Regions from separate parts of the Mus musculus genome. Here region 2 is linked to region 1. The links are chromatin contacts, found by Hi-C or POLR2A ChIA-PET in ENCODE. All regions are on one chromosome and are shown on one strand. Each heading gives the region's core, a stretch centred on a gene start or an enhancer-like site at or near the end of the contact. The rest is flanking DNA. Distances are from core to core; before and after follow the strand shown. Region 1 overlaps Med13l (mediator complex subunit 13-like). Region 2 overlaps Med13l (mediator complex subunit 13-like).

Region 1 (5,551 bases), core at 2,376-4,875:
CTGCTGTGTTCCCTGTAGGTTTAAGCTGGGCTTCTTGTGGCTAAGAAAGGAAAACTCTTCATGTGTTTAGAGCCCAGTTCTGAAGCTCTCTGTTTCCACTCTCCTAACTGGGCTGCTGGCTCTCTTCCTTCTGACCTTTGGGAAATTTTCTATTTTCTCTGCACTGGCTCTTTTGCCAGATTCTTCATTGCAGTATTTTTCCCCCACTTTGTACTCTGTTTTTTGTACCTGTTAGTGCTGCTAAACTCAGTTATTCTAAGAAGGTTTGTGAGTGTGTTTTAAAAAACAAACTCTAGATGTTTCCATCTAGATTATCACATTAGGTGGAAGCTGGCTTAGCTTTCTGATCTCTGACCCTGGGACTGCTTCCCGCCTCACTGAGTGCAAGACCTCCTGCACTGTGCAGACATGAATGGTAACAGGCGTGATGGTGGCTAGGTCTAGCTCCTGCAGGCATCCACCTGCACATTTACAATCCATGACAGTGACGCATGGATACAGAGAAGTGCTTCCCCACACTAGCTCTAAAGGCCACGCTTCATAACTGAGCACAGGCTGGGGTCAGTAAGCCCAGCTCTATCTCTTTAGGAAACAATCCAGGCAACTTGTCAGACAATCTGATCATTTTTGCTAAATTGACTTCTTTTTTGCATTCCAGAAGGTTTTAAGTCCCTTTGTTCTAATTACAGCATAAATTAGAAGATATCGAACTGTTTTGAGCATTTGATAACAGACAAACTGACCTTGTCATCAAAAATGTATAGGACTGTCCCCCTCTGGAATGTCTCTGTTGCTGCCACCCTGAAAAACCACACCTTGTTACATGCAACAAAGTCATGTCCTACCAGTACCCTATGCAAAATCCTACTCTCTCAATTCATAATGTATTGATGCTCTCAAAATCAATAATGGGGCCTGGGAAATGACCCAGTGGATGTAATGCTTGCTGCACAAGCATGAAGACCTGAGTCTGGATCCCAACCCATGTAAACTTCCATGTGCCAGTGTAGACCTGGTTCTCAGTGCTAGGGAATGGCAGGGACAAGCAGATCCTGGGGACTCTTGACCAGCCAGTATTCAATGAGAGAGCTCTGTCTCAAAACTAAGGTGGTAAGTGGTAAAAGGGGGTAGCCAGTCAGACTCTGGTCTCCCAGGTAAATGCAACACCCAGCCCAAGCACACATGTACACAAACATGAATGCACACATGTGTGCACACACACACACCTACCTACCTCTCTTTCTTTAAAGTCAGTGGTATAAAATGAAGCATTCAATTGAAACTTGTCAGTTTCAAACTGAGGGCACAAAAATCTAAGCTTAATAAAAAGTATTAGAGCATCAAAAACAAAAAGACAAATTATTTTAAATCACTTAGGGACTACCACAGAGAAAACAAAGGAGATAAAATGCACCCGAACTATTAATAACTTTTATCTTGCCTCAAATCATATTCATTTTCTCAGTTAAGACAACAATTAGAAAAGATAGTTTAAATATGTCAAAATAGTTACATTCAGAATGTTAGGAGGCAATTAAATGGTTACTTTTTCAAAGGTCTATCCTCACTAACATACTTCTACTAACTGAAGCAAGCAGCACTGAGCTGGAGAGATGGCTCCGTGGCTAAGAGCCCTGGCTGTTCTTGCACAGGACCAGGGTTGAATTCCCAGCACCCACATGATGCTAGCCAAAACCACCTGTCACTCCAGCTCCAATGGCTCCAACACCTTTGTCTGGCCTCCACAGACACAGCACACACAAAGTGAACACCAATTCACACAGGCAGACATGCAGACACATAAACAAAAAAAAAACATATTAAAATCTTAGGAAGAAAGACAAGCAGACTATACTCAACTCACAGGTATATGAGGCAGAGGCAGCTTCAACTCCTATGTGTGCAAACTACTCCACCCTGGCCTTAGACAGACTGACAGGGACTTGTCTCAGAAGCAACACCACCTCGGCCTTAGATAGTCAGACAGACAGACAGACAGACAGACAGACAGACAGACAGGCACTTGTCTCAGAAGCAATGCCACCCTGGCCTTAGACAGACAGACAGGCACTTGATTCCCAAAAGGCAGGCAGAAAAAACTGAAAGACTTCTTAACCTATTGTGCAAAACCCTGTGAAGTGTTGTCATACTTCAACTCTTCTGGTAATTGTATCAGCCATGTGTTAAAGATAAATGTAAGCAAGCTTAACGTCTACTTGGTCAATTTTTAAAATAATCAAAAGAAAGCTCGAAACCAAATGTATGCACAAACGTAGAAATAGCAGAAATGAAACCCCCAGTTAGTCTTCGTAAGCATATGTCAAAAGGGCAACAGAACCGGCCACTTTCTCCATGCACAGCTCCTGTCTCTGACCCTGGAGACCTTATCTAGGAACCTGGGATGTAGAAGGGACAAGAGTTCTTCAAAGGTCACAGCTGCCCTAGAGAGGTAAAAAGATCGAGACTCTGCATCTCTAGGGGCCATGACAACAACTTAAGAAACCTCAGTCTTCAGACAAATAAGCAACATATTTCTATTCTTCAGTGCCAAGAGGGTGCTTTTACGTATTGATTTAAAGCAGTGCCTCTTCTCAGCGTGACTGCTAGCTACAGGCTCGGCTTTAAGCATAAACACCACAGGTCTTCACAGTAGTTTGTTGTTTTAAAAGTCACTTAAAATACAGCACCTAATTATTTTCAGTATTTCTACCAAAACGCTCTCAAGAATGCTACCTAAATGCCTTGTTAAATCTAGTCAAGATGAAGAGGTAAAAGCAAGAGAGAAGGGCTGGAGAGATGGCTCAGCAGTTACCAACATTGGCTGCTCCTCCAGAGCACCCAAGGTTCAATTCCCAGCACCTACAACTCTCTACCTGTAACTCTCTTTCCAGAGGATCTGACACCTCATGCACATGTACAGTAGGCAAAAAAAAAAAAAAAAAAAAAAAAAAAGGTAGAAATTTTTCAGAAAAACATAGTTCCTAAAACCCAGTTCCTTACAATCTCCCAACACCAACCCTCTTCCCTGGAGGTGGAAGTCAGGGAAGCCCTGGGAAGACCCAGGGTACCACAACTGAGGCTCCTGAGGGGGAAGAATGAGAGCCAGGAGCTGCCAAGAGCGCACAGCAGAAAGGCAGGAAGTGAGGAGTGCAAAACATCAACAAGCTCTTTAGCCTTTGAACTATCTGAAAAGCTCAAGTGTCTGGAATAGAGGAAGTAGGAGTATTACCGGGGCTTCCTTTCCATCAAGCTCAAAGAAAGACAGTTGACAAACAAGAAATGGAAAAAGTCTCAGAAGTACCTGAAAATACCATGTTTAGTAGTCCTAAAATATAAAACCCCCTGGCTGAAGCTGTCTGCAGAGGTACTTAATACAAAGCCACCTGCCCGGCCGTCCAAATGACCTCTGCAGTGTCTCAGCCTTAGTGCAGAATGGTAACTCAGTGCCCTGTCAGAACCAACTGCACAGAAGGAACGCTTTCCATCCTTGAGCAGTGGCCTGCCCAGGCTCCCTCCCTCCATCACACTGAGCTCAGTGGGCAGAGGCAGAGCAGCCTCTCTCCAAGAGCACCGGGAGCACCACGTGCTGCCCAGCTATCTGTAACTGCCAGCAGCCCCGGGCTCCTTGCCATAAAGACTCCATCTCTTTGTCCATTCTTCAGCCCTTAGCACAGGCCCTATTCCATTTCCACCAGAGGGATGCTCTTCTGGGACAAAAAAAAAAAAAAAAAAAGGAGCTTTAACTGCTTCAAAAACAGCTCTTAGCAGCCGCCGCTGGCTGGAGTTAGAGAGCAACCTTGGGGGTGTTTAATGTAAGGAGTCTAACACTTTAAATTGGCATTTACCACGCAGAAATCCACCCTCTTTTACAGAAAGCCTAAAAACATTATCATGCTCACATGAAAATACTCACAGACACCTCTGAAAGCACGAGTCACACACATAACAAACAGCCTGCTGCCTGACCTGGCACCTGGCAAGGGACCAAAACAGGACCAGTATGGCAGTCACTCTTCTTCCCAGGAACCTAACAAAGTTTTACTCACTGTAGAGGGTGAGCAAGTGTGTGTGTGTGTGTGTGTGTGTGTGTGTGTGTGTGTCTCCTTGGGTCTGCACTGTAGCATCACAGCCTGGCCTCAACCTCACAGGATTTACAGCACACCCCATGTCTGCCTCCCTGGGCCCAGCTTCTCTTTGAAGGTGCTGAGGTCTGCTCTCACAGACCTTCTGTCACCCAGGATAAACTGCTGGGCCCATCACTGCACACCGAGGCTACTCACAGGGGAGAGGGGGAGTGTGAATTAGGAAGTATCAAGAACATCAGATACTGTTGACATTACTTAGGGCTTAACACGTATCTCTGGGTTCCCACCACCTTGCGTGCCCAACAGCTCCTCCACACCAACAGGACTTCGCAGGGCAGGGCTCACGAGGAGCCTTCAGCTGCAGCTCCTAACCCCTGTCCTACACACAGCATGGAAAGCCTGGAGAGTAACGCTGTGCAGGGCTAGCTCAGGAAGGGAGCAGTGAGTCACGGCGTGGCTTTGGATAATACGGGTAGAGGCAAGAAGGAGCCTAGGAAAGCTAAGTCACAGTCAGTGAGAGGGAGGGAAACCACAGGAAGCTGAAGCTTAGTCCTTAACGTCTACATCCACACCCATCCCATGGGGGACACACCTAGAAACACAAAAAGTCATCTAACTCCTGCTTAGGTCTGGGGGTGAGTCTACTACGCCTTGGTCTGGCACTCTCTTCTCTGTGTTCCTTCTCTCTGTGGAAGGATCCACTGGCCACCAGTGAGTCACTGTATCCATCCCCTGCCCCCTCCTGCGTCGGTCGGAGGTGTTTACAGCAGTGGACTGGCTCTTGTTCTACAGCACTAACCAGAGAACCTTGCTACTATGGGCAGGAAAAGCAACTTTAATTTTAATAGAACAAGCCTACCCTCGGCCATTTCTGCTTAAGAAAATGGGCAGAAGGGTTGCTATGCGTGAGAACATCAGGCATCTACCTTCTGCCCACGCCCTCATCTGCAAGAAGCAGCAGACACCCTGTCCTGCTTGAAGTAATGGGGAAGAAGACACAGACAACACACGGTTAAGGGCTGGAGAGATGGCTCACAGACTTGAAGCTGAAAGTACTTGATGCTCTTGCAAAGGACCTGGGTTTAGTTCCCAGCACTCACATAGTAGGTCACTGCCATCTGAGTTGCAGTTTCAGGGAAGCCAAAGCCTTCTGGCCTGCATGGGCACCAGGCATGGACATGCACACAGACATACAAGAGGAGCGCTCGTGGAATGCCACTTGTCCTTTGGCTCCTTTGTCTTTTCTTTTTTTCTCCTTTCGTGTCCTTCTCAGACCAGGAAAATGGCATATTGGCTGACTCTCAGTATTTCTAAAGCACTTTTCTACTTTAAATTAAAAACAATTTAGGGGTTAAATACAGCAGCAGATTCCTTTAAATAATTCCAACACTTGGGAGATGGGGGCAGGAGGATCAAGGCCAGTCTCAGCTACAGAGTAAGTTCCAGACCAGCCTGGACTACATAAC
Region 2 (4,975 bases), core at 238-2,737, 96 kb before region 1:
AGTAGGAGCCGGCCGTCTATCACCACAAGACCCTGGGCGCAAACTGAGCCACCTCAGAGGCCATGACTGCAAATGTTTTTGTTATGAGAGATGATGCAGTACTTAACTATTAAATTACTATCAGAGTCCATGAAGAATCACTCTACTAAAAAAGTTATCGAGTGCATCCTTCTAATGCAGTGAGGTCTTACTGGATTTTGTTAACACACGCACACGCACACGCACACACATTACATGTGTGTGAATGCATACAAAAATGTGCACATGTGCAAAATTAGGGATTTTTTTCTACCATCCTATCCTTAGTGCTAAGCTGTTCCCTGGCAATGAAAGTGTCCCTGTGGTGCACATTAGTTCTCTGAGTCTGCAGGGCTCCTGGACTGGCACTATAGTACATCTGTGTCAAAGCGAGAGCTGTGTCCTAGTGACTTAAAGGACTCGTGTTCCTCCTGGGACCTCACTTAACAGAAGCTTTATAACTCAGTTGTCTTTGATCCAAAGGCTGTGAGCATTTGTGGTTAACCCTGATGGACAAAGCTATACAAGACTGTTTTTAAAGCAGCAAAATGGCTACAAGGTCTGCTCTCTTCCATGCTGTGTGTTCTGCAACAGATATCAGCACACCAAATCCGAAAAGGCTTCTCAAAGTCCTGTATTCAAATTTCCCCTGAGGTCACAACTCGGCCAGATGGTTGCCACAGTCTCTAGCAGCTCCTTTAACCCCAATGGGAGAACCCGGGTTGAAATGGCAGCTGTCGTGGATCACCTGCAGTCACCAAAGCACGCCTCTAATCCAGTACCCAGAGGGAGAGGAAGGTGGAGCTTTCTGACTTGAGGCCAGTCTGGACTACAGAGGAAGTTCCAGGTCAGTCAGAGCTTCAAAGAGTAAACAAGTAAATGCACAAGCTTAGTCCTTACCCCAAGAAGTACAAAGTGGGGGCTCTCAGAAGATTTTTGGGTTACTCTGAAAAGAAGAAAAATGTAGAAAAGAGACGGTATCACGAAGAACCTAATAAGACTTCCCATCACTGTTCCTCACTCTGCAGGTCTAGCTGCCTGTCTGCACCTCACCCACTGCTAAATTGTGAAGCTGGGGGTCTATTTTATCCTATGTTTTAAACCATAAGATGCTTGCTTATGTTTTCAAGAACACACAACCATTATAACAGGATCTGACACTCATAGGTTAAGTGGTAGGCACAGTAGAGTTCTTGCCAGTTTAAAAGAAATGTAGCCCAGGCCTCCGACATCTGCCTAGCTCTACGCACCCAGCAAGCAGCAGAAGTGACCTGCCAAGAAAGCCAAAGCAGATGGGAGCTGCAATATGCTGCCATCGCTCAGGTGAACGGCAGCAAGCAGGAAGCCACCCCGCAGCCAAGACCACACAAAAGAAACCCTGACAGGAACCCAACACGGAAGCTTCCCCCCCACACACACAGGGACCTCTCCACACTGCCATCCTCCAGGCCCCTTCTGCTCTCATGACCTCGCCCCCTTTCCTCAGGGCATGGATCAGCCACTCTGAGACAAACAGGAAGCATGAACACGGCAGGGAAAGAAGCCAGAGTGCCCCTCCCATTTGATGACTATTCTATTAAATTATTTACTTAGTGGAAACTAATATATACACAAATCAATACAATATCATGAGATTCCTTTCTGTCCCTATTCAAAGTAATGGTCCTAGTTATGTCTTTAAATACACTACTTCCAAAGCAGAGAAAGGAAGTAACCACGCCAGGATGCACTTTCTACCTTCTGAGATCTCTGAGTGAGTAGCTGACACTCAATGTGGTGTGGCAAGTCCTTTAAAGGCATTCCAAGATCCACAAGTGTCTGCCAGACAGCAGGGCCTCCAACTCAACACTGCTGCGGCCTCTCACTTACCAGTACTCAAAGAAGGCCACAGTTTCCCCAGCAAGAGGAAAATAAAACAGGAGCAGACCCTCATTTAATAAGGTGCTACCATCAGCAAGCATTTATCTCCACACTCTTCCAGTGCCAGACGGCCGTGCCAGGCACATGGCTTCCTCTGCCTTCGGTGGACAGCACCATCGGAACGTAGATGTCATGGCTAATTCCTCGAGCAGCGTGAGTGTCAGAGGTCGGAAGGCCAAAGGGGGCTATGCACTACAACATGGTCAACACCCAAATGGTGACTGATGAAAACCTCATGAAGCTTTTCAAAGAGTGGGAAAATTCAACAGACAGACAGGCAGGTAGACAGAGAGAAAGAATGAATGAGAATGTTGGGACTGCCTGAAAGACAGTTATTCAGGACAAAGGAGACATCGGCACTGAAGTAAAGGAACAAGCAGGAAACAGGCAATGCCTTGGGCGCACTGCACCTACAAAGAATCTATGTTCCAGTAAATGGCAGTGCTTATTTACACATACACACTCACACACACTCTCACACTCAGTATCTAGTTGCTACAAAAGGGGGACAGAATCCTTACAATTATGAACATTTAAATTTGAGAGTGCTATCCTGCAAAGTGTTTTGTTTTTTTAAAGTTCTAACCAAAGATTTCCTGCAGCTTAGGCAACCTCTAGTTCATCGCACCAGTATGCAGCCTGAGTGCCTGCGCACGGGCACTGCTCTGGGGCCTACACTGCCAAAAACCCAGGGTCCTGGACCACAGAAGCTGCAGGCCAAGGAGGAAGAAAGAGTCCGTGTAAAGTCATTCAGAAAATCAGCACACATGTGCAGTGGAGGCCGAGGGCGGGTTATGCGGTCAAAGTCAAACAAGATGACATGCTCAAGAGTTCAGAGCGAAGGGAGCAGCAGCAAGAGAGCAAAGAGGGAGGCAGGCGGACTGGGCAGAGGCCAGAATCCAGAGCCACGTTGAATGTGTGGGGAAGAGAATGCTTAAGAGTGTTCATCTTATAAAGCAGCAGGCAGGAGAGGCTACGGAGTGTGCTGAGCAGAGCACACACTCAGCCTGTGAACCGTAAACAAAGGCATGGGGCCGACTTCAACTGAGGACTGCCATCCTCTGCATGGCTCTCTTCTCAACAGCACTGTGCACAGTGACACAAGGGACAGGCAGAGCAGTCCGAGGAAGAGGAAGTACCACTAGGGGGCAGCACTGGCGAGCAGAGCCCAGGTGAGGCACATCTGAAAGAGGCAGTAAGACAGAAATATGAAATTCAGGAATGAGGGCAGGGCAGGACACCAGCAGTAAGTCAGAGCCACATCGGAAGCCAGGTGAGAAACATGAGCCCTGTAGAGCAAGGAGAGCCCCTCCCTTGGGCTCTTCTCAGGAGGGAGAGCATGAGGAAGAACTCAGCTGTGTTCCTTGTGGTCCAACAGCACCCAGCCATGGGCAGAGAGAAGAAAGAAGCTAGTGAGATTCCCTTTCGTTTTCCTTGTCATTGTAGAAGGTGACTTCTCCATCCCTGTGTGCACAACTCCATCTGAAATTTACTAAACTTTAAGGCAAGTCAGACTCATCCATTCAGATATCTGTCTTTAAAGATTTTCTATTAAGTAAAATTTACTAAGATTAATAATTCAAAAACATTGAGAGCAATTAAAGTTTATAATCATAGACAATGTTGAAGTCAACTCACCTGAATAAACATCATTATTCTACTTAGCAATGGCACGGACCAACTCTGCTAACAGTAATGAAGCAGTAAATGAAAGAATCCTCCATCCCCTTTACACTGAGTTCAGACATGCCCTCCTGATTGTCATCTCCCTTCACCGTGCTGAGAACACTAAGTCTGTGGTGCGAGTTGGCTCTTTTCTAAAGACTAGATGTCACAAAGGCTCTCTGGCTTTCTACCAAGCAACTGGCAGTACCCAAATTCCATCACTCCAGTGAGCAAGCCATCAGGAAGGAACTGCTCAGAGCAGGAGAGAAGGCCACTCTATCCCGACTCAGTAACAGCTGAAAGCACAGCAAAGGGGATCAATGGGTGACCTCAACAAGTAGCCACGTGGCATGCCATTTAAAGCTGCACATGATGTGATGCTGCCATAGTCAGAAATGGACAAAGATAACCACTGAGATTTCTACAGCACAATGTCTTAAAAAACCTCAAGCAAGTGATCCCCCACACCTATGTGTGCATGCAAGTCTCGGGGAAAAAAAAAAAAAGACTCCACTCTGAAATGTGGGAGTCATGTTATTGGAAAACTCACACACGGCATGGGTCACAAATGCCCCTGAACCAACTACTTACTTGTTCTGCCACCCAGACTACTCTGTAACAGCGGGCCACACAAGAACCTCAACATAAACAATGTGAGTGGACACACTTCCTCTCCCTGCAAAGGACAAATGAGTACCGTTCCTCAGAGAGCAGCACACGCCTGGCTCAAGAGAAAAAGAGTTTTCTCTGGCTCTGGTATTCTTACAGCATGTATCCTCAGGAGCTCAGCCTTCCATGCAGCTGCCCAGGGGAGAAGGGCTCCATTAACCCAGTTCCTCTTTATCAATGTCCCACAGACTGAGAACTTTAGATCCCTGTTCAGTAACAATTGGCATCGATGCTCAGACTCTTCACAGGTGGAAGTTGCTAGAAAATCCAGTCTGTGAGCATTGCCCCAGATTCCTTGGACCCTGATGCTCGCTCCGCCCCATATCCTATTCCATCAGGACCACACCTAGTCCCCTCTGCACCACCAAGCACACAACAGAGTATAGTCCATAAAACCACAAAAAGCAATCAGAGGGAAAGGGTTAAAGCCATGACATGTATTAATTTATTCTATGCAATGCATTTGTAATTCTCCCACTTTCAGTCAAGATCACAGTACGGTTTAATAGTCTGGTTCAGGGACCAATTAATCCTTTTATGTTTAAATCAATCACCGAGCCTCTCCAAATGATTCAGCTTCTACATGCTGCCTCCCATCTGATGTCTTTGGGGAGAGAGCACAGTTAACACTGTGTGCCACATTAATCACATTTGCTAATAGAAGAAGAAATGCATTACAGAGTAGTCTCACACAAAACCAGAG

What was found. Hi-C counts contacts between places; a loop is a spot of excess contacts on that map. ChIA-PET counts read pairs that join two places held with the same protein, here RNA polymerase II (POLR2A).
Region 2: a loop to region 1 is called in a map of left cerebral cortex, with 2.0 times the contacts of the local background. The contact joins two enhancer-like sites. A Hi-C loop is called at or near these places in 3 of 37 maps with a recorded cell type or tissue (Patski, left cerebral cortex and v-Abl transformed pro-B cells). POLR2A ChIA-PET finds 5 or more read pairs at or near these places in 1 of 5 experiments (embryonic stem cell).

Annotation. Positions count from the first base shown.
Region 1 is chr5:118,612,350-118,617,900 of GRCm38, reverse strand. The region is part of intron 2 of Med13l (mediator complex subunit 13-like); the gene reads right to left. Among named protein-coding and RNA genes, the nearest start is that of Med13l, 54 kb to the right of the region's middle. Within about 2 kb of position 3,625, at least 1 of the 3 ENCODE cell types and tissues checked has a DNase peak (open chromatin) inside an H3K27ac peak, as active enhancers do.
Region 2 is chr5:118,706,528-118,711,502 of GRCm38, reverse strand. The region is part of intron 4 of Med13l (mediator complex subunit 13-like); the gene reads right to left. Among named protein-coding and RNA genes, the nearest start is that of Gm42015, 130 kb to the left of the region's middle. Within about 2 kb of position 1,487, at least 1 of the 3 ENCODE cell types and tissues checked has a DNase peak (open chromatin) inside an H3K27ac peak, as active enhancers do.